Linked DNA regions of Homo sapiens: region 1 is linked to region 2. Evidence: read pairs that join two places in POLR2A ChIA-PET (ENCODE). Cell type or tissue: HepG2. All regions are shown on one strand. Links, peaks and the distances in the headings refer to the core of each region. The heading gives the core; the rest is flanking DNA.

Evidence for each region. ChIA-PET counts read pairs that join two places held together with the same protein. Peaks named below come from ENCODE experiments on the same cell type or tissue, not always from the same donor. Only the 100,000 strongest peaks of a DNase experiment are listed, where the experiment ranks them.
Region 1: POLR2A ChIA-PET joins it to region 2 with 10 read pairs; 5 of 35 experiments call an interaction of 5 or more read pairs at or near these places.

Annotation. Positions count from the first base shown.
Region 1 is chr2:86,394,520-86,411,601 of GRCh38, forward strand. No RefSeq gene overlaps it. Among named protein-coding and RNA genes, the nearest start is that of KDM3A, 38 kb to the right of the region's middle. In HepG2, for the core only: a CTCF peak has its summit at 6,149; a DNase peak (open chromatin) is centred at 7,122.
Region 2 is chr2:86,612,107-86,620,106 of GRCh38, forward strand. All of the region lies in intron 3 of RNF103-CHMP3 (RNF103-CHMP3 readthrough), which reads right to left. It overlaps RNF103 (ring finger protein 103), which reads right to left. Exons shown (of 4, transcript NM_005667.4): 3 at 53-168. It overlaps CHMP3-AS1 (CHMP3 and RNF103 antisense RNA 1), which reads left to right. Exons shown (of 6, transcript NR_183901.1): 6 at 5,070-5,343. Among named protein-coding and RNA genes, the nearest start is that of RNF103, 7.8 kb to the right of the region's middle. RefSeq lists a silencer at 5,186-5,235. In HepG2, for the core only: no CTCF peak of the experiment used is centred there; a DNase peak (open chromatin) is centred at 3,670.

The DNA of each region.
Region 1 (17,082 bases), core at 3,564-11,563, 210 kb before region 2:
CATTATAATATATACTGAAGCAATTATTGATAAAATGATATAATTTCTAAAATTTGCTTTAAATTAGCCAGGAAGAGAGAAACCAGTGATGAAATAAGATTGGCCATGTGTTGATAACAGTTGAAGCCTAGTGATGAAAATATAGTTCATTATACTGTTTTTCCACATACTAAAAAGTAAAAAATATATTCTATTCACCATGGCAGACCACATTATGGGCCATGCACCTATCTTAGCAAGTTTAAAACAACAGAAACTACACAATATCTGCTCTCAGACTACAATAGAATTAAATCAGAAATTGATAAAAGAAAGATAGCTAGGGCCGGGCACGGTGGCTCACGCCTGTAATCCCAGGACTTTGGGAGGCTGAGGCGGGTGGATCACGAGGTCAGGAGTTCGAGACCAACCTGGTCAACATGGTGAAACCCCATCTCTACTAAAAACACAAAAATTAGCCAGGCATGGTGGCACGCACCTGTAATCCCAGCTACTCGGGAGGCTGAGGCAGGAGAATTGCTTGAATCCAGGAGGTGGAGGTTGCAGTGAGCTGAGATCATGCCACTGCACTCCAGCCTGGGTGACAGAGCAAGACTATGTTAAAAAAAAATCATTATTTTGTTGTAAATCCAATATTGTTTTAAATTATTTAAATGTCACTTTAAATGTTGTTATAAATCCAGTTCTCTTCACTCCGCATCAAACAAGGCAAGGTGTGATCACACAGACTATTTGGGGGTGGGTGGCTGTGGGTCGTCATCTCCACAGTGCTTGGTTTCTCTTCTCAAATCTACAGCTTGGAGTAGGTTGATTTCCCTGCCTGTTTCCCAGGGAAGCGTTGCACTACCCATATGGCAGCTTTCTCATACTCCCTGTCTGCATTCCTCTGTTTCCCTAAATGAATGGAATATCTTGGATGAACTACTGCAAGGTCCTTTGGGTCTCTCCCACACAGTTTTGGCTCACTGCAACCTCTGCCTCCTGAGTTCAAGCGATTCTCCTGCCTCAGCCTCCTGAGTAGCTGGGATTACAGGTGCCTGCCACCACACCTGGCTAATTTTTGTATTTTTAGAAGAGACTAGGTTTCACCACGTTGGCCGTGCTGGTCTCGAGCTCCTGATCTCAGGGGATCTGCCCGCCTCGGCCTCCCAAAGTGCTGGGATTACAGGCATGAGCCACCACACCTGGCCCGATAATTCTTTACTCCTAGAACTAACTTCCCAAGATGTACTATACACACACTCACTTCCCCCAACCCCCACTCAACATACACATACACAAGACTCACTTACTGCCCCATTCCCTGGAATTGGTAGCCTCTATCTCCAGAAATATGGGATGTGAGAATGGAGGGTATAAAAGAGAAGGGAAGTGTACAAAAAATGCACAAAGTGCATAAATAAATATCCAAGGGATTTAGAGGGTGGATTAAATGCCAGCTTTTGTTCTTCCTATGTTTTGTGTGTCTGAGCCCAAGGACAAAACCTAGATGGAAGAATCAAGCTTGCTTACTTACATCCAGCACTCAGAAGGCAAAGCTGGGGTTCGTACCAGGAGCTGTAGCTTGGGTGCTTTCCTCAAAATGGTTATATCTGCCTCATAATCAGATCCCAATTTATCTGTCTATTGATTGCCTGTTGGTCGTAGTTTTCAGTGCTGCTGCAAGATCTGGTTATTTTCTTCATCTTCGTGGACAAAACACTGGAGGCAGTATTTTGAGGACTGCTACTCCTTCCCATGCTATTCAATAAATCTCCCCCAGTTCAGTCAGAAACACTGAGAAGTTACCCTGTGCCAAGCCCTGGATCAGGTGGCACAGGCTCCATGATCATTGTGTATGGGTGAGCTCATAGTCTAGAGCCAGTGCCAGCCGTGGGACTCGGTTAATGCCTCAGCAAACCTCCTGGCTCTCTGCCCCCCACCCCCTTCGCCCTTCGCTGACTTTCCCTTCATGACCCTGGTCTTTCCGTTGTGCCCGTTTCTATTTGCATAGACAAATACTTTAGCTATGCACCTATCTTGATTCTAGAAACTTAGGCTGTGTTTCAAGAAATGGATTGTTGTGGTCTCCATTTTGCCTCTGGAGCAGTGCATAGTCCACAGGGAGGCAGCATAGTCCACAAGCCAGGGTCCATGCTGAATTCCAGATAGAGATAGCAGCTGTGTGGCCTTGAGCTTCATGTCTCCAGCTCCCTCATCTGTCAAATGGGGATAATAATGTGCACCTGATAGAATTTTGTGGTAAGAAAATGAGAGGAAATATATTACAACACAAAGCACAGTCCCTGAAACAAAATGAAAGCTGTATAATACTCTTTTTCTTCCCCATCTTATACATAATGTGAAAACATTCCCTAAAAAACTTGGTTTTGGTCGGGCGTGGTGGCTCATGCCTGTAATCCCAGCACTTTGGGAGGCCAAGGCGGGTGGATCATGAGGTCAGGAGATCCAGACCATCCTGGCTAACACGGTGAAACCCCGTCTCTACTAGAAAATACAAAAAATTAGCTGGGCGTGGTGGTGGGCACCTGTAGTCCCAGCTACTCGGGAGGCTGAGGCAAGAGAATGGTGTGAGCCCGGGAGGCAGAGCTTGCAGTGAGCCGAGATTGCGCCACTGCACTCCAGCCTGGGCAACAGAGCGAGACTCCATCTCAAAAAAAAAAAAAAAAAAAAAAAAAAGAAAGAAAAAACAACTTGGTTTTGCCAGTATGACCTGTGAAGCTTTTCTGTATTCCTAGAAAAGAGTATTGTGTGAGTTGGATGACTGTGTGTGTGTGTGCACGTACACTCGGTCACACATGCACACTCTCCAGGTCTGCTAAATGGGGAATGCTAAAGTTAGTCTATTTTTGTTTGTTTGTTTGTTTGTTTGTTTGAGATGAGGTCTCACTCTGTCTCCCAGGCTGGAGTGCAGTGGCGTGATCTCAAGATCTCCTCCTGGGCTCAAGTGATTCTCACACCTCAGCCTATCAAGTAGCTGGGATCACAGGTGCACACCACCATGCCCAGCTAATTTTTGTATTTTTTGGTAGAGACAGGGTTTTGCTATGTTGGCCAGGCTGATCTCAAACTCCTGAGCTCAAGCGATCCTCCCACCTTGGCCTCCCAAAGTGCTGGGATTATAGGCATGAGCCACCATGCCTGGCCACCAAACTTAGTCTGTGTGTGTATGTGAGTATGTGATGTGCATATGCTCGTGCACACTTGCATGCCTGTCTTGGAGAAAAGAAATGACTCAGTTAAATTTGATTCGGATAATTGTCTAATAAATTAGTCTTTAATCAATCAGCAGGTCTTCCTAAAACCCTCACTTGCTCTAGATGCCAAGAGGCACAGATTGATAGAAAATATATCTTCTGCCTACAAGGATTTGCTGGTCAAAACTCTTTAAATTAGCTTAGGCACAAGGGTAAAATGTATTGGCTCAGGGAGAAAGACTATAGAAAGAGTAGGTTCAGCTGGATCCAGGGCTTAAACCGCCAGGACTCTCATACTGTCCTTGGGGCTCTGTTCTTATCTCCTTGCTAGCTTTGTTTTCTTAGACTGGCTTCTCCATAAGATAAGGGATGTGGCCGTGGGCAGTCCCAGCATTACATCCACACCGTGTGCAACCACAGCTCTCCTTTCCAAGTTTGAATGATAAAAATCTAACAAGAAAACTCTGATTGGCCAGGCTTAGGTCATGTGTCAATTCCCGGCCCAAACCAAGCCCTTGGGAGTTAATACTCCACTTGTGTCACCTGCATTCACTGGTGGCCAGAACACAGAGTATCACAAATGGCAGACTCATGTGGCTAGGGGGCAGTTTCCCGGAAGAAGGATGTTGCTATTATGAGCAGATGAGATAAATAATTACCTACGACACAGATGCATGCTAAATTTTGCAGTGGAGGAAATTAAGTCAGTGAAATAGTAAGTCGGTATTTTTTGAATTCTATTTTGATGGTGTCGGTGATATATTTATATAACTTTTACCCAGTTGGAACAAGCTATTTGCTTTTTGATAATATAAATGAACCACTTTAGTCAAAGTTTCATAAAAAAGGTATATTGATCCAGTTATTTTCAGCAAATTACTGTGGTTTTACAGCTCAATGCATGCCCATGAGATGAGTATTTTCTCATTTACTTTATAGTAACCTTTGTTAAGAGACTTATTAAGTCATAGCTTGTGGTACAAAGAATTTAAGTCATCTCTCCTCTCTATTCCACAAATGTCTAGGGCTTCTTTCTTTTTTGACCACTAATGCCTATAATTTCCAGTATTAATATCTTCTGACATGAACACGATAACATGAATCTACTAGATATAAACAGATGTAACAGCCATGGAATCCATTAGTGATGCTTTCAGAAAAAGAAATTTGGGATCCCAGGATCTGTCCCAACATTTGTAATATCTTGGGATAGGACCAGAAATTATGCAAGACTAAATAGAAGGCATGGATGGTCTTGGACTTACATATGGACTCAACTTACTGAGGTGGTGGTGAAATGGGGAGAGAGTGAATGAGTCAAGAATTGCAGAGACAAGATCAAGAGGCCTTGGCAACTGCTTGGGAAGGGGAACAAAGTAGAGGGAGGAGCCTGAGATGACACTGAAGTGGGGTGGAGGAGCAACTCACAGAACTAGGAGACAGGGAGGGGAAGCAGGTTGGAGGAAGAGTCCATTCCAGACACGGTGAAGACGAGCTACCAGGATTTGTTGGTAATATGGGAGATTTGTTGGTAATGCGAGATTGAAGCTCAGGAGAGAAAACAGATACTGGCTGAGCCATGATGGCGAGTAAGATCAGCAAGTCAAAAAGTGTAGAGAGAGAAGAGAAGACAAAGGAACTTTGAGGAACACTCCCTTAGTGACTGGAGGAAGTACTTGGAGCCAGAGAAAGAAGCAGAGAAGGAGCATCAGAGAGAATGCAGACACTGGAGAATGCCGTGTCGCATTAAAGAGCTTTGGAAGGAGAGTGGCCCATGGTGTCAAATGTGAAGAGGAGCCTGAGAAGGAGTCCCTGAAGCCAAACTGGAAAGTCTCTGCTAGGTTGGTGCAATGGACTGAAAGTGTGTGTCCCCCCACCCCACAAATTCTTATGTTGAAGCTCTAATCCCAGTGTGATGATATTAGCAGTTTGTGCCTTTAGGAGGTGATAAGGTCATGAAGGTGGAACCCTCATGAATGGGATTTGTGCCCTTATAAGAAAAGGTCAGAGAGTTAATACACTCTCCCTCGTGAGGATGTAAGAAGTCAGCTGTCTGTCACTGGAGGAAACCCTCACCCGAACCCAACCATGCCAGCACCTGTTCTCTGATTTCCGGCCTCCAGAACTGTTAAATTTGATTCAGATAATTTAAGAAAACTGTGAGAAATAAATTTCTGTTATTTATAAGCCACCCAGTATATTACTCTTCATTACAGCAGCCCAAAGGGACTAAGAAGGTTGGGCTTCCCTCATTTAGGAGAGATTCCTCAGAAGCAGTCTTGTGCAGTCGACTTATTCCAGAAGACATCTCTGAGGGTGTGGGGGGCAGCAGGACGGGGAAAGGTGTAGTACACTGGAAGAGGCATATCATGGCTATAAGATTAATGGCAGCCATAAGGCCCACTCATGCATCTTGCAGGGCTGGTACTACTGGTCACTTGGTAGTATGCTACAACCTGACCTGGAGATTTCCAACTCTGGTCCATGGATTTCCAGGAGACAAGGCCACCTCAGCATAGATGCAACTTTCATAAATCATAAAACAAAGCTTACTCTTACAAGAATAGCTTCAACTCCATTTATGAAAGAAACACTTTGTAACTGAGGTAATTGACCTGGACTGAATGCAGGTATAAGAAAGGGGGAAGGATCCCCCAAACTCTGAGAACAGTCTCCAGATGGAGACCCTCTCTGTCATTTGTCATCTGATCCCCTGACTGTATCTAGCCCATGCCACCAGCCTGCTCCTGTCTTATAAAAGTGCTGCCAGAATAAATTCCTTGAGCATTAGACAGTGTCTAAGACTCATGTCTGATGCAAATCTAACTGAAGGGGAAATATCACTCTTGGAGAAGCTGGTTAACTCAGACCACTCGAAAACCCCCAACACAACAAAAGCACAGCAGGTAAGCAAGGTGCAATTTCCAGCAAGTCCCAAGGAGGGGAGCTCCAGGCTGACCCTGCAGTGGGTGCTCTGGGCTTGCATTAGTCAAGGTTCTCCAGAGAAACAGAACTAATAGGATATATAGATGCTCCTCAACTTACAATGGGGTCACATCTTGATAAACCTGGCATAATTTGAACATATTATAAGTAAAAAAAAAAAAAATGCACTTAAGGGGCCAGGTGTGTTGTCTCAGGCCTGTAATCCCAGAACTTTGGGAAGCCAAGGCAGACAGATCACCTGAGGTGAATAGTCTGAGACCAGCCCAGTCAACATAATGATATCCCACCTCTACTAAAAACAGAAACTAACTGGGTGTGGTGGCACATGCCTATAATCCCAGCTGCTCAGGAGGCTGAGGCAGGAGAATCACTTGAACCCGGGAGGCGGAGGTTGCAGTGAGCTGAGATTGCACCACTGCACTCCACCCTGGGCGAGAGTGAGATTTTGTCTCAAAAAAAAAAAAAAAAAAAAAAAAAAGCACTTAATACACACGACCTACCTGAACATAATAGCTTAGCCTAGTCTACCTCACACGCGCTCAGAACACTTACTCTAGCCTACAGTTGGGCAAAATGATCTAACACAAGCTTATTTTATACTAAAGTGTTGACTATCTCATGTAATTTATTGAATACTATACTGAATGTGAAAAACAGAAAATGGTTGTATGAGTACTCAAAGTATAATTTCTACTGAATGCCTATTGCCTTTGCACCACTGTAAAGTAAAGAAATTGTAAAGTCGAGCCATTATAAGTCAGGCACAGTCTCTCTCTCTCTCTCTCTCTCTCTCTCTCTCCCTCTGTCTGTCTCTGTCTCTCTCTCTCTCTGTATACATATATGTGGAAATTTATTATAATAATTGGCTCACATGATTATGGAGGCCAAGAAGTCCCACAATTTGTTGTTTGCATCGTGGAGAACCAGGAAAACCAGTGTTGTAATTCAGTCTGAGTCCAAAGGCCTGAGAACAGTGGAGACAATGTTGTAACATATAATCCAAGTCCAAAGGTCTAAGAAGTAGGGGGCAGTTGGTATAAGTCCCAAAGTCCAAAGGTCTGATAACCAAGAGCTCTGATGTCCAAGGGCAATGGATGTTCCACTTCAAGAGAGAGATAATGCCCTCTTCCTCTGCCTTTTTGTTCTATCTGAGCCCTCAATGAATAGATTAATGCCCATTCACATTGAGTGAGGTTGGATCTTCTTTACTCAGTCTGTGATTCAAATGCTAATCTGTTTACCAGCTCTCTGTTTTACCAGCTATCTGGGCATCCCTTAGCCCAGTCAAGTTGACACCCAACATTAATCATCACAAAGTTGTCTTAGTGCATTTTAGTGTGTTACAGTGTTACAGGCTCACACCTGTAATCCCAGCACTTTGGGAGGCTGAGATAGGTGGATCGCTTGAGGTCAGGAGTTCGAGACCAGCCTGGCCAACATGGTGAAACCCCATCTCTACTAAAAATACAAAAATTATCTGGGCATAGTGGCCCATGCCTGTGGTCCCAACCACTCAGGAGGCTGAGGCAGGAGAATCGCTTGAACCTGGGAGGCAGAGGTTGTGGTGAGCCGAGATCATGCCACTGCACTCCACTCTGGGTGACAGAGTGAGATTCCTTCTCAAAAATAAAAATAAAAATAAACTATGTAAAAAAAAAAAAAAGAAGGTAGTGAATGAAACAGAACAACACCCCAGGGTAGAGAACAGTACCCTGGGGAAGCCTCCATCCTTCCTAGCTGAGCAAACAAGGCAATCTTGACTTGCCAGCAATGTGAGACAGGGAGAGAAGATCCCCTATTCTCTTGTACTGGGTTCCATCCCATCTCCACAATGCCTGGCAAAAGTGCTAATGGAAAGGTCTGAAGCTTTCTGTGCCATGCTTTGCCCATGAGCAATAATTACAAATGTGTATGGCCCAGGGCAGTTTCCAGAGCATTTTCCTGGATTTTCTAATTTAATGGCTGTGACAACCCCATGACATCAATGTTATTATTGCACCTTTATGAATGAGGAAACAGGCTCTGATAAGTAACTTGCCAATCTCCAAAGTGAAACATTGGAAGAACTGAAATGCAGACTCCAAGTCCCCAGCTGTAGCAAACTTAGTTAAAATGAGGGGTTGGGGTGAGATCTGAGGGGTATATGCAGGAGGCCTAGTTCCAAGAGCAATTTTTAATTTCCTGCTTTCATTTGATGATAATGTCAAAAATCGTTTAAACCATTTCTAAAGACAATATGTGAGCTTTTCTCAAACTGGGGGACAAGGACCTTGGGGTCCACAAAATGAGTTTCAGGGATTTTGTGAATTTTTTTTTCTGTTTAAAACAATTGTAAATTGTATTTAAGTTTGAGAAGCACTAGATTAGATGCCCTCGAAGAGGGGATCCAGCTCTAATATGCATTTCATAGATTTACTGTCAAGTAGGAACTGGGTGACTTGTTAGATTCTTTCAACATCTATTCATTTATTCATTTTTTTTTTTTTTTTGGTTAACCATTTATTGAATGCCTAGTATGCTTTGGGATTAAAGATGTTGGAAAAAATTAGACTGTATTCCTGGCTTTGTGGAGCAATGTCCAGTGAGTGAGCAAGATGTGAGGGAAAAACTAAGATACACATACACAAAAATGATATAATGCCCTATGTATTGCAATGGAAGAATTTACAGGGTAATATTATGCACAGGAGGTTGAGGAATTGGTTATGCCTCAAGGAGGAGCTATCGGTGGGGTGAAAGGCACAGCCATGGTTAGTGGAGGAATGAAAGGATGAGTAGCAGTGTTGGGGCCAGGGCCAGGGTGAAGCAAGTGAGGAAACTGGGGGACGATTTAAGGATGTGCTCCCTCTCAGGTATCAAGCCTGCACTTGTGTGACCCTGAGAGTGGGTGCCTTAATCACCTCACCTTAGACCCAGCTCTGAGTGATGTAATGGAACTCTGTTGTCGCCTACCCAGATCCCTTTATGTGAGTAAGACATCCATCCCCCAGCTGCTGTGGAGTTGGCCGCTAACAGCTCATGGCTGACTTTTTCTCCAGAGAATTGCCCTCAGCCAAATGGGAGCTGTCTCACTTCGGACATCATTTCCCTTCCCATTCCCCATTCATGAGTAGCCCATAGCCAAAGAAGAGAAATTGCTAGCATGACAGTGTCAGGGGCACTGTGGACCCACTCCTCAGTGAAACTGGTGACAATTATTTTAAAAAAAAAACCATTTAAAATATCTGGAAATGGTCCCAAGGACATATAGCAAATGAAGAAATATTTATTTAAGAAAATATAGGCCGGGTGCAGTGGCTCACACCTGTAATCCCAGCACCTCGGGAGGCTGAGGCAGGCAGATCACGAGGTCAGGAGTTCAAGACCAGCCTGGCCAACATGATAAAACCCTGTCTCTACTAAAAATACAAAAATTAGACAGGCGTGGTGGTGCGTGCCTGTAATCCCAGCTACTTGGGAGGCTGAGGCAGGAGAATTGCCTGAACCCAGGAGGCGGAGGCTGCAGTGAGCAGAGATCGCGCCACTACGCTCCAGCCTAGGTGGGCAACAGAGCAAGACTCCATCTCAAAAAAAAGAAAGAAAGAAAGAATGAAAATATAATAAAATTTGACATGAAAAGCAAGAGTCTGTTATATTTGAACCCAGACATGCTCCCTCCCTCCACCTTCCCAACTCAGTGAGATGGAAACTCCACTCCAGACTGGTTTAGCAAAGAACATAGGGCTCCTTCTCTCCCCAGTTCCCAGTTGGAGGTAAAGGGCATCAGTATTTCTCATCTGGCCTTCAGTTACCTATCCCAAATATCCCAAGTAAGTGTGGCTGACTGGTGGGGGCTCCTGTCTTCCTCTCAGCTTGCACTCATGGGGTGGAGACTACCTTGGGCAGTAGTACCCACTGAGAATACTGGGACCCCAATTTCCCTCACTCCAGCTTATAAGGCAGTGATCACTTGAGGTCAGGAGTTCAAGAAAAGCCTGGCCAACATGGTGAGACCCCATTTCTACTAAAAATACAAAAATTAGCCAGGTATGGGGCGCCTGTAATCCCAGATGCTCAGGAGGCTGAGATGGGAAAATCGCTTGAACTCAGGGGGCGGAGATTGCAGTGAGCTGAGATCATGCCATTGGACTCCAAATTGAGTGACAGAGTGAGACCCTGTCTCAAAATAAATAAATAAATAAATAAAGTAAAAAAGAAATGACTCCAGATAGTAACTCAAATCCAGAAAAACAAATGAAAAGAACTGGAAGTGATCAGTAAGAAGATTAATATAACAAAACCTATGAAATAAATCCTTATTGTCATTTCTTCTCTCAGCTTCTGTAAGACACAAGAAAACATATATAATAATGATTAAAACAATATATTTTTGGGTTTGTAACATTTATAAATGTAATATGTATAATAATAATACCACAAAAAAGAGAAAAGGGAATAGAGCTATATAGGAATAATGTTTCTATATCTCATTGGAATTAAGTTAGCATAAACCTAAATTTGTCCCTGAAGTTTTGTTGCATATAATGAGCCCTAGAATAACCACTAAGGAAATAACTCAAAATATATAGTAAAAATCATTAAAGTAATTATATGGCTGCATTAAAAACATGCATTTGAGGCATTAAATGAGTATTTAATGAATATATAATACATCAAATGAATATTTAAATGATTAAAGCTGTAAAGGAGGAATAGAGGAACAAAAAACATATGACACATAGAAAACAAAAAAGTCAAATGGCATGCATAAATCCAACTATATAAATAAAAACATTAAACGTGAATGAATTAGACAATACAATCAAAAGAAAAAATCATCAGACTGGATTAAAGAAAGCAAGATCTAACTATATGCTGTCCACAGGAGAAATATTTTGATTCAAAGATACAAATAGATTGAAAGTAAAAGATTAAGAAAATATATAGCATGCAAGTAGCAACCACAAGAAAGCTGGAGTGGGTATACTACTACCAGATTAAATAGAGTTTAAAATTTAAAAACATTAGTAGAGATTTTAAAAAGGATCATTATAAAATGTCAGTCCATGAGGAAGATATAACAACTATAGACATATATGTACCTAGTTACAGAGCACCAAAATATATGTGACAAAAATGGACAGAAATGAAGGGAGAAATAGGAAATTCAATAATACTTGGAGACTTCTATACTCTATTTACAATAATAAATAGAACAACTAGGCCAGAAGACTGAGAAGGAAGTAGAATACTTAACACTCTAAAACTAAGAGGCATTTATGTAACATTCCATTCAACAACACCAGAATATATATTCTTCTTAAGAGTACATGGATTCCTCTCCATGATAGACCATCTGCTGAGCCATAAAATAAACCTCAATAAGTTTAAAAGAATAGAACTAATACAAAGTATGTTCTCCCATCACGATGGAATGATGTTAAAAAGTGAAAACAGAAACTCAGGAAACTCACAATTATGTGGAAATTTTAAAAACACAATCCTAAATAACCAATAGATCAAAGAAAAAATCCAAAGGGAAATTAGACAATGCTCTGAGATGAATGAAAATGAAGACACAACATTTCCAAACTTATGAGATGCAGCTAAAATAGTGCTTAGAAGGAAGTTTATAGTTGTAAATACCTACATTAAGAAATAAGAAAGATCTTGGCCAGGCACGGTGGCTCATGCCTGTAATCCCAGCATTTTGGGAGGCTGAGGCAGGGGAATCACAAGGTCAGGAGTTCGAGACCAGCCTGGCCAAGATGGTGAAACCCCGTCTCTACTAAAAATACAAAAAATTAGCCGGGCGCGGTGGCGGGCGCCTGTAGTCCCAGCTACTCGGGAGGCTGAGGCAGGAGAATGGCGTGAACCCGGGAGGCGGAGCTTGCAGTGAGCCGAGATTGCGCCACTGCAGTCTGCAGTCCGGCCTGGGCGACAGAGCGAGACTCCGTCTCAAAAAAAAAAAAAAAAAAAAAAAAAAAATACAAAAATTAGCCAGGCACAGTGGCAGGAGCCTGTAGTCCCAGCTACTCGGGAGGCTGAGGCAGGAGAATCACTTGAACCCGGGAGGTGGAGGTTGCAGTGAGCCGAGATTGTGCCACTACACTGTAGCCTGGGCGACAGAGCAAGACTCCATCTCAAAAAAAAAAAAAAAAAGAAGAAAGATCTCAAATTGTAACCTCACATTCCATCTTAAGACACTAAAAAAAGAAGATCAAACTAAACCCCAAAAAAGCAGGAGGAAGGAAATATTGAATATTAGACCAGAAATCAATAAAATAGAGAATAGAAAAATTGCAAAATCACTTAAACCACAATTTGGTTTTTTGAAAGATCGACAAAACTGACAAACTTTAGCTAGATTAATCAAGGAAAAAAGAAAGAAGACTGAAGTGATCAGAATCAGAAATAAAAGAGGAAACATTATTACTGACCACATAGAAATAAATAGCATTGTAAAGGAATACTATGAACTGTTATATGCCAATAAATTAGATATCTTAGGTGAAATGGACACATTTCTGAAAAGACACAAACTACCAAAACAGACTCAAAAAGAAATAGACAATCTACATAGATCTATAACAAATAAAGAGATTGAATTAGTAGTATAAAACTGCACACAAAGAAAAGCCCAGGCCCAGAGAGCCACTCTGCTAATCCTATCAAACATTTATAAAAAACAGTACCAAGGCTTCACAGACTTTTCCAAAAATAGAAGAGAACACTTCCCAACTAATTCTGTGAGGCCAATATTACCCTGATACCAAAACCAAAGACATCAAAAGAAAAGAAAGCTACAGGCCAGTATCTTTTATAAATATGGACACAAAAATGCACAACAAAAAAGCAGACTCTGGAAGCATATAAAAAGAATTATATACCATGACCAAGTGAGATTTATCCCAGGAATGAAAAGTTGGTTTAACATTCAAAACGTGATATACCATATCAATAGTAAAAAAACAAAACCACATAATTGTCTCAATAAACACAGAAAAAGCATTTGACAAAAGTCAAACACGCATGCCTCTATCATAACATCTCATGTACCTCATAAATATATACACCTACTATTTAGTACCCACAAAACTTAAAAATAAAAACCTTAGGGCCAGGCACAGTGGCTCATGCCTGTTATCCCAACACTTTGGGAGCTTGAGACAGGAGGATTGCTTGAGTTCAGGGGTTCAAGACAAGCCTGGGCAAAATAGTGAGACTCTGTCTCTACAAAAAATAAAAACCAGGCATGGTGGCACATGCCTGTGGGTCCAGCCACTCAGGAGTCTGAGGCGGGAGGATCGTTTGAGCCTAGGAGGCTGAGCCTGCAGTGAGCCGTGATCGTGACACTGTACTCCAGCCTGGGCAACAGAGCAAGACCCTGCCTTAGAAAAAAAAAAAAGTCCAACACCCTTTTATAATAAAAACACTAAAAAACTGGGAATAGAAGGCAACTAAACCTGATAAAGAGCATCTACAGGAAACCACAATTAACATCATGGTGAAAGACTGTGTGCTTTGCTTTCCTCCTGAGATCAGGAACAAGATAAAAATGCCTACTTTTACCATGTCTATTCAACATTGTACTGGAGATTTTAGCCAGAGCAATTAGGCAAGAACAAGAAATAAAAGGCGTCCAGGTTGGATAGGGAGTAAAACTATCTTTATTCACAGATCTTATATATATTAATAGAAACCCTAAGGAATCTACTAAAGAACTATTAGAACTAATAATTGAATTCAGCATGGTTACAGGATATAACATAAGAAAAAGATCAACTGTATTTTTATATACTTGCATTGAACAATCCAAAAATGAAATTAAAAACAATTTTGTCAGGCATGGTGGGACATGCTTATAATTCAGTGCTTTGGAAGGCTGAGACAAAGAATTGTTTCTGGCCAGGAGTTTAAGATGAGCATAGACATCTTAGCAAGATCCCATCTCTACAAAAATAAATAAATAAATACACAAAAAATTAGCCAGATGTAGTGGCATGTGCCTGTAGTTTGGGCTACTTAGGAGGCTGAAGTGGGATGATTGCTTGAGCCCAGGAGGTTGAGGCTACAGTGAGCTATCACCATGGTACTGCACTCCAGCCTGGGTAATAGAGCAAGACCCTGTCTCAAAATGAACAAACAAACAAAACAATTTCAGTTAGCATAGCATCAAAAATAACACTCAGGAATAAATTTAACAAAACAAGTGCAAAACCTACACTCTGAAAACTAGAAAATATTATTGAAGGAAATTCAAGATCTAAATAAGACAATGTTGTTAAGGTGACAATATTTCCCAAATTTATCTATAGATTCAATGCCTACCTGAATCCCCATCTGAATCCCAGTAGACTTCATTGTAGAAATTAACAAGCTGATTCTAAAATTCATATGGAATTGCAAGGGACTCAGAATAGAACAATTTTGAAAAAAAAAGAACAACGTAAAAAGACTCAAATTTCCTAATTTCAAAACTTACTACAAAACAACATTAATCAGCTAGGCACAATGGCTCACATCTGTAGTCCTAGCATTTTGGGAGGCTGAAGTGGGAGGATTGCTTGAGCCCAGGAGTTCAAGATAAGCCTGGGCAACACGTGAGACTCTGTCTCTATAAAAAATACAAAAATTAGCTGAGTGTGGTGGTGCACACATATGATCCCAGCTACTTGGAGGGTGAGGTGGGAGGATCACTTGAGCCCAGGAGGCTGAGGCTGCAGTGAGCTGTGTTTGCATCACTGCACTCCAGCCTGGCTGACAGCGTGGGACCCTGCCTCAAAACAAAACCCAACATTAATCAAGACAGTGTGGCACTGACAGAAGGATAGACATCGGGATCAATAGAATAGAACTGACGGTCCATAAATAAATATGTCTATGGCCAACTGATTTTTGAAAAGAGTGCCAAGATCATTTAATGGGGAAAGAATAATCTTTTCAACAAATGGTGCTGGGACAATTGCATAGTCACATGCAAAAGAATAAACTTGGATGCTAACTTCACACCATATACAAAAATTAACTCAAAATGGATCAAAGACCTAAATGTAAAAGCTAAACCTATAAAACTCTCAGGCAGGTATGTTGTCTCATGCCTGTAATCCCAACACTTTGGGAGGCCAAGATGGGAGGATTGCATGAGGCCAGCAGTTCAAGACCAGGCTGGGAAACATAGTGAGACCCCTTTTCTACAAAAACAAAAACAAAAACAAAAAAAATTAACTAGCTGGGCATTGTGGTACACACCCGTAGTCGTAGCTACTCAGGAGGCTGAGGTGAGAGGATCACTTGAGTCCAAGAGTTCGAGGTGGCAGTGAGCTATGATCATGTTTTCCAGCCTAGGCAACAAAGCAAGATCCCATCTGTTAAGCAAACAAACAAACAAACAAACAAACAAAAAACTCTCAGAAGAAAACATAGGGGTAAATCTTCATGACTTTGACTTGACAATGGATTCTTATATATGGCACCAAATGTGTGACCAATAAAAGAAAAAATAAATTAGACTTCATTAAAATGAAAAACTTTTGTGCTTCAAAGGACACCATCAAGAAAATTAAAATACCCACAGAATGGAGGAACATATTTGCAAATAATATGTCTGATAATGGACTTGTACTAGAATGTATAAAGAATTCCTCCAGTTCAATAATAAAAAGATATTCCAATTATAAAATGGGCAATAAATCTAAACAGACATTTCTCCAAAGACGATATATGAATGGCTAATGAGCACTTAGAAACATGCTCAACATCATTAGTCAGCAGGGGAATGCAAATCAAATCACAATAAGATACCACTTCACACCCACAAGGATGTCTAGAATCAAAAGTCCAGAGAAGAGCAGGTATTGGGGAGCATCTAGAGAAATCAGAATTCTCAAATGCTGCTCATTGGAATGTAAAATGGTATAGCCACTTTGGAAAACAGTCTGGCAGTTTTCTCAAACAATTATACAGAGAGTTACCATATAACTAAGAAATTTCACCTCTAAATATATACACAAGAGAAATGCAAACCTGTGTCTAGACAAACATACAAATTTTTATAGCAGCACTCTTCATAGCAGTCAGAAGGTAGACACAACCCAAATTTCTATCAACTGATGAATGAATAAATAAAATGTGGTATATCCATACAGAGGAATATTATTTGGCCACAAAAAGGAATGAAATACATGCTACAACATGGATGAATCTTGAAAACATTATGCTAAGTGAAAGATGCCAGTCTTAAAAGACTGCATATTGTGTATGACTCCATTTATATGAAATGTTCACAGTAAGGAAATTTACAGTGACAGAAAGTAGATTAGTGGTTGCTTAGGGCTGGAAGGGATGGAGTATAGGGAGGTGATAATTAAGGGTACAGGGTTTCTTTTTGATGTGATGAAAATCTTCTAAAATTAATAGTGGTGATTGTTGCATATGTCTGTAAATATACTAAAACCATTAAAGTGTATCCTTTTAAATGGGTGAATTGTATGGTATATGTATATCTCAATAAAGATGTCTTTAAAAAGCCGGCTGGGTACGGTGACTCACGCCTGTAATCCCAGCACTTTGGGAGGCCGAGGTGGGCAGATCACAAGGTCAAGAGATCGACACCATCCTGGCCAACATGGTGAAACCCCGTCTCTAATAAAAATACAAAAAATTAGCTGGGCATGGTGATGCGTCCTTGTAGTCCCAGCTACTGGGGAGGCTGAGGCAGGAAGATCGCTTGAACCAGGGAGGTGGAGGCTGCAGTGAGCCGAGATCGCGCCACTGCACTCCAGCCTGGAGACAGAGTGAGACCCTGTCTCAAAAAAAAAAAAAAAAAAAAAAAAAGCCAGCTTCCTGACTCAAGGCAGGATCAGCACTGTAGTACAATTCACACTTCAGAGGTTCCTGAGTGGTCAGGCTGCTCAGGCTGAGACCACATCCTTGCCTAGCTCCTTCTCCCTGTTATCTA
Region 2 (8,000 bases), core at 1-8,000:
AAGAAAGATCCTGGTCAGGACTCAAATTCTAAGAATTGCCTAATCAACTTACCTGGGATCACTGGAACAGTTAAATGTGCCTGTACGTATTCCAAATCTTGACACCTTTTTAACCATTTTCTCCCAGTGAATTTTGCCCACCAAGGGACTTCTGTCATTTGCTATGACCTATTCCCAAAAATAGAGAAAAAGAAACTTGAATTACCTAAAATGGAGTCAAGCCAACCGTTTACATCAACAATATAATTTCACTTAAAAAAAAAGATATTCTGTTCCCAGTTCTTGTTTACTGTATCATCACATTATCATTACAATTCTTATAGAAGGAGCAACTATCCAATAGGAAAAAGACTTGAAACACTGAAACGTAAATTAAACTCTCCCACACTCTGTGGCAGTTACAAAGAGAGGGAGGGAGTCAAAACTGTATTAAAAGGCTAGCCACATTCTCCACCATGTGGCCTCTTCTCTCTAATTAAGTTACACAGGAAGAAAATGGCCCTTGGAATAATTTCTCTTTGCTCTGAAAAGAAAATTTTAAACAATAATCCAAATAGAGCTTACTAAAAATTATCACATGTAGGTTCAACAAGTTCAAATTTCACTTTTTAAAAAGTATAATTATGGAGCCAAGAGTCAAACACATGTTTTCTATTAAAGGGTGCTTTGACTAAATCAATAAATACTACTAGTTCTATGGCTTTTTGCTTAATCATGAACGGCTCTAACATACAATAAGAATTACCATTCTTCTTATTCATTCTTTAATGTAATGAATTTTACATTATTGAACTTGTACTTCAAATTTGCAAGAGCTTTCAAACACAATTAGGATTAGGAAAAGCAAAAGATTCTTAAGAAAAGAAAAAGAGGCCAGGTGTGGTGGCTCACGCCTGTAATCCCAACATGTTGGGAGGCCGAGGCAGATGCATCACTTGAGTCGAAGAGTTCAAGACCAGCCTGGCCAACATGGCAAAACCCCGTCTCTACTAGAAATACAAAAATTAGCCAGGCATGGTGGCAGGCACCTATAGTCCCAGCTGCTCAGAAGGCTGAAGCATGAGAATCACTTGAACCTGTGAGGTGGAGGTTGCAGTGAGTAGAGGTTGCACCACTGCAATCCAGCCTGGGTGACAGAGCAAGACCTTCAAAATATGTCAAGACTTCTCTTATAAGTGTCAGCCTTTCTAATCATTACCACCTTTTCCCTTTATCTCCTAATCTTCCTGCCTTTAATGAAGGCAGAATTTCAATGCAGATACCAGTAAAAACCAAAAAACATTAAAAACAAGACCATAAAAATAACTAAATGGGAAGTTAAAGGAAAGCCAAAAATGTCTAAAGTCATCATGAAACCATCTGTTTAAGTCCAGGGTATATAGGCCAAGTTTATTTTCATAAATGTTATATTTCTGATACTATACAATTCAAAATTACAACATAATACTCTGGGGGCCTCTACTCTTTCTGGGAGGAAGGACCATTTTCACACTCACAAAGCCTCCAGGAAGTGAAGTTGCAGGTGGGTGTGTAAAATGAGTGCTGACAGTCAACTCCTTGGGAGACGCAAGAGGTGGTGCAGCCACCTCATCTGTGGCCTCTGTGCTAGAACGTCTAACAAATGTCAGAGGGCAGCAGAAGAAACAGCACATTGTGATGACAAGTGACTTGAAGTTCACTTTATGTGCCAAATAACCTCTGTGACACTCCACTACCATCCTCATACTTACCGAGACACACGTGCATACATAACATCTTATCACATAAGTTTGAAGCTTAATGAATACATATACACAATTTAGGGCATTAAGCAAATGGTTTTGATATTACATTTTTTTTTAAGGGACAGGGTCTCACTCTGTTCCCCAGGCTGAAGTGCAATGGCTCAATCATGGCTCACTGCAGCCTCAAATACCTGGCCTCAGGGTTCCTTCTGCCTCGGCCTCCCAAGTGTTGGAATTACAGGCATGAACCACTGCACCCAACCATGGTTTTGATAGTACTTTTTAATGAAAATAAGTGGTCTTATTGAGGCAGATACAATTTATTCAAATACTCAGACAGCTGAAGTAACCAGGAAGAAGGCAATCTGGGGACATGCACTTAATAGGTGAAAGCTCTTTTGAAGGATGCTCACACGTTTCCCTACCCAGTAAGTCCCTAGCTTTACATTTTTCTCTGGTCCAAAAGTACTTTATAAGTTTTACCTAGAAGGCCAGGTACAGTGGCTCATGCCTTTAATCCCAGCACTTTTGGAGGCTGAGGCTGGTGGATCATTTGAGGTCAGGAGTTCAAGACCAGCCTGGCCAACATGGCGAAACCCCGCCTCTATTAAAAAAAACAAAAATTTGCCGGGCGTGGTGGTGCACACCTGTAATCCTAGCTACTTGGGAGGCTGAGGCAGCAGAATCGCTTGAACCTGGGAAGCAGAGGTTGCAGTGAGCCGAGATTATGCCACTGCACTCCAGCCTGGGTAACAGAGCAAGACTCCATCTCAAAAAAAAGAGAGAAAAAAAAGTTGTACCTAGAAAATTAGGAAGATCAAGCAAAGCAGGCGCCTATTGCCTCTTGTTCTTTATTTTATTTTATTTTTATTGCTACCACTCAAGAGTCAATCTGGTAGTTCTTTTGGTCAAATAATCAAAGACAAGTTTAACTTATTTTTCAGATTCCTTAGGAAGATTAAGAAGTATCTGTGCAATCATACTACCATACTCTCTACTCTTTGCCCTCTTTTAAAAATAACTCACTTTTCAGGCATTATCCCATTTCTTGATCAAGGTTGCAAATAACCCAAACATTTCAGGTCTGTGTGCAGAATGACACTGCTCCAAGGAGTTTAGAGGTTGCCTCGCCAGTGTAAATATTTAGTTCCTAAGTCTGGAGGCATCTTTCAGTGAAGATCTTGTTCACTGCACAGGTATCTTTGAGACATGTGATAAGAGCTCCAATGTTAGGAAAAGAAGGAGGAATGAGAGGGGTTCTTCCCAGGTACCTCTTGGTTATAGCAGAGATAGTAGAAGTGAGTGAAAAGAGTTGGGAACATACCTGGGGCAGGTACAAGACAATGTTCAATGCCAGGGCCTTATTTATTCAGCAACGTGTTCTAGCATTTGGTTTTGAAGAGTTTAAGGATCCCTGACTGACAGAGCTACACAAAAATGAAAAATCTTGTAGGCATTGCATGAAAGCATTTTATATTACTTTATAGTTATATTTATGCAATTAAAAATGTGTCCAATGTCCTACATAGTTATATAATTCAACTGAAGGTTTAGCATAAATTAAATTTGGTGGAGTTTAAATTAACCAACCACTATAAAAATGCTAATATTTTCACAAAATAACTCATCTGGTTGAGTCACACAGCACAACAAAATATTCTCAGCCTAATATATATATATACATATGCCTTATATATATATATATATAATATATATACACACACACACTATGTCATACCAGTAAGAGTCCCCAATTTATAGCTCATATCCTAGAAGGATGCATGATGATTCTGAGTGGCATTCATATGGCTGGTCTCATTAAAAGGGGAGACATTTTCCTCAGCAGCTCAGGAAGGAACACTGTATGTGGGGAACATTTTTAAAGACTACAAAAAAACTGGACAAAGTACAGCTTGAGTTCCAGGTGTGGAACAGACCTGGCAATACAGGCTAGAAGTGAAGCAATCTTTCCATTCCCTTTCCCAGGGTATCTGCCTCTGGCATCCCCACACTTGCTCACCACTGTAGTCCCTGCAGCTAATACAGTGCCCAACTCATATGGGTGCTCAATAAGTATTTATGTCAAACCAAACAATTTCAGCTTCTTACAGTTTAATAACTCATTCTTCTAGTTCTGATTACACAGAGTCTCTAAAGGAAACTCTTAAGCTTTTGATTTCTGTTATAATCAAAGTCCCTTCCCCAGCAACCTGTACCAAGATGTTTTCTGGACAAACAGTGGCATAAATGGTACCCTGCTAAGCAACTGCATATTAATGTTCTTGACCTCAGTCAGACATAAAGATGTTTAATTCAGTGCATTTTAAAATGCCCATTATTTAGAGGTGAGGTTTATTACTGATCAAACCATGTGGCATACCCCTTTTAATACTGTTAATCTCCATACAACGACATCCAGGTTTAGTTAAGTAACATAACTCCCTGGAACAATGAGAGTATTGTGCTATGATATTTTCTGCATTCTCAGTATTTCATTATAATAGGGAGTCTCTACTTTCAAAATCATAAGCCAACCTAGTATATACATGCAAACTATATAAAACCATTAAGAGTAAGGACAAGTGATTGACAAAAAACAGTGGTCTTTTAATTTTTTTGTATTCTTACATAGAATTTATAAAATTTTTTACCAATACAAAATATAAGATAAAGTGGCTTGCTATGTGCTTCACCTCCATAGCAGTATCAAGAAAGAAATACGTAATTTAGAATCTCCTCGAACAAAACTTTTGTCTAGGAGCAAAGATAAACAAGTTTAAAATCAGCTATTAACTCTTGTCAGCCAAACAGGAAATATATTGATGTAATACTTCAGTAAATATTGACCCAAAGCTTTATTTTAAATCATATGATGCTTCTCACTGCTACCTCAATTCCAGTGACTTTAAATTCCATATGATGTAACACAGCCAGTAGGGAACAAATATGTCCTTCTTTGAACTATGACAAAAGTCAAAACGGAGAAACAGAAATGTTAGGAGGAGGATAAATCCATAAAACCCATAAATTATGCTAACTTCTCCACTTCAGAAGCCTATCCACTGTGCCATCTGCCTCTCTGACCAAGGGTCTTTTGAAAGAAAAGTAACCATCTTCTATTTGTAATGCTATGAAGACTGGGGCCAAAGAATCCACAAAACTGTTAAATGAATAGCTAATGAAAGATATGAGCTTGGGTTAGGGACAAAGGAGAAAAACAATGTTAGGAATAACTTAGAAAAAAGAGCACTTGGTTCTACATGTATTTCATAGTGTGTCATTGGTAAAGATGTCATATGTATGTTGCTACCTTGAAAACTAAAATAAATTCTGTTCACATTACAGAGACTATACGTAACATGGACCTGGAAAAGCTTAAAAATATGAAGAGGATTGAACTGGCTGCCATCTGTGCATCTTCATTTATGAAAACACTCCTCATAGACTTAAAACAAATGACAGAGAACAAATTAGTCAGCTTCTTCTAAAATACAGTGGTCTCCCCTTACCCTCAGTTTCACTTTCTGCAGTCAACTGCAGTCCGAAAATACTACATACAATTAGATATTCGGAGAGAGAGACACCACATTTACATAAATGTTATTTCAGTATACTGTTATAATTGTTCTATTTTTATTAGTTGTTGTTGTTACTGTGCCTAACTTACACATTAAACTTTATCACAGGTATGTATGTATAGGAAAAAACATAGACTATATAGGATTTGGTACTATCCACGGTTTCAGGCATCCACTGGGGGTCTTGGAACGCATCCCCCTCAGATAAGGGGGGACTACTGTAAACAGAAAATAACAACAATTCAAATTGTTAAAAACAATTCTTGAAAGTTATCCTTTACAATAGATTAATATATATGATCTGAGCTGAAAGAATGGCAAGCAATGGAGACAATATTTCTCTTCTGTTTCTAGTAGATATTTTCAATTTTAAGCATAGTTTTAAAAAGTACAACCCTCTTTTAAGGGCTTAAACCAAGGTGGCTGTGCTGATTGGCTTAGCTGGCTAGTTCACAGTGCCAAGGACAGGGTTTCAATCTCATTCTTCTCAGTTGTCCTGCCAGAGATTGTTCTTTCAGACCAGGCCAGCCATTTGACAGATGTAAGCCACTGGCCTCAAGGAACACAAGCCAGACAGTGGTGGTCAATGCAAACCTTGAGCATCACTGGAAAAATTAAGCAGGTGTCCTACTGCATTATTTCCATACATAGAAAAACCACAGAAATACATTCTATTTTTAAAGAGTTGTTTTTCAACTATTAATACCTATAAGGTTTAAAAATATTTTCAGAGAAAAAAAATTTAGCAACTAGAATTTATAATGCTACCATTTACTATCATTATTTGTCCTTCACTTCATTTGTCACCTTACCAGAGAATTCCTTGCCACTCTCATCTCCTTAATCTGCTTATTTTTCTTCTTACTACTTTCCACTAACTGATGTTATATTAAATATTTATTTATTTGGTGTCTGCCTCTCCCAACTAGAATGTGAGCTGCCTGACAGAGCAAGGCCTTAGCTTGGTGTGTGTTTCTGGTATATCTTCAGGGCCCAGAACAGGGCCTGGCACACCCACAACTGAATAAACTTTTGATGAATTCTGTCACATATTTATTACAGGAGCTTAATTCATGGATATCTTTAACAGGACATCAAAAACAGTAGATCATTTACAAGCCAAGAACATACTGCTAACTATTGAACCAGAATGTATTTGTTGTCTATAGGCAGCAGCCTATATAGCAAAAGAACTCAAGACTTTTGACATAGCCCTTCCAAGTTTCAAAGGTGTGCAACATCTTCACCATTTATTTCCATGGGATCATTCAATGTGGGTGACATTTAGACACTGAAAGCAGGGCAGTGGGACTGGCTATTCAATTCATCCTCAGTAATAAAATCTAAAATTATCAAAACCAGTGTCTTTCTCAATCAGACTATTAGAAATAAGTACCAGAGAAAAGAAACAGAATAACAATATACTTATACATTAAAGCTTTAAAAAAGCTCCACCTTATTTTTCAACTCCAACTGACACAGAAATAAACTAAAATTTAAATAGATAATGTATAGACTACACTCATACTCTCACATTCTCTCCCATTGCTGAACTTAAAAATTACTGAATTAGATTATCCGGAAGGTAAAAGGACAAATGCAATAGGAAGGATACAATAAAGAAAGGCCATGGATGAACAATGTAAATCTCTGGAAGAATTCCCAAACCTCAACCCTTTAGCACAGTGGACTACAGTACCATTTTATCCTTTTTAGATGTATATGTATTTATTTGAGGCCACGTGCAACAGAAAAATATACCTATTTACAATCATACTGCTAGTCAGTGACAGTACCAGACCTGTAACAGCGACAGTACCAGACCTGCAACTAATGTCTCTGAACTCATAGCTTTTCCTACCATATTTTGCAGTCTTTACTCTCAGAAAGAAATATGAAGAAACTGTTTTAATTTTCATGCCCTGAATCAAACTTTGCCCACTCCAGTGTGAAATGATAAGAGTACCAGTCAAGAAATCAGAAGACCTGGGTTTCATCCTGGTTCAATACTACCAACTAGTTCCATGACCTTGGGCAAGCTACTTCACCTCTCAGAGTCTCAGAAAGGGTTAGTCTGATATAATTTCCAAGCTTCAGCCATTCACAGACTACATTAATAATTTTAGCCACATTCACGCTGTTAATTTACTTGATATGTCACTTTGAATGTACAGTTTTAAAATGTAAATAACTTTAGTCCTGTCCTAAGCAAAATTTATGAAATTTATGTTAATATAATTTTTCTAATTTACATTAAAATATGTAAATGATAATGCATGCCCACTCACCATAAATTACATCTTGGAAAGCATAAAATATTTTTAAGGTCCATCATAGCTCTAAAATTCTAATATGCTAATTAAGTCTCACAGTTTTGCTATCATAAAAACAAGGGTTAAAAATTATAATCTCATCATCCTGAGTTACGTAATGAGCACCCCCACCATTTTCCACAACAGCTCCTCTATAGTCACAAAGTTGGCTATTTCCCTAATACAATGATTCCTTTACTTTTACTTTAGGGTTCTTACTTATATATAAAAATTACTCAGGCCACTGAATTAAAAACTGGAGATAATAAAAACTAAGAGAAACAGTGCAAATCACTAAATAAAAGGGATATATATGTGTATTTCTCAATTCAACAAAGGTCCAATAACTAAAATAGATTTGCTTCTGGGGATTCTAAACAAAAAGT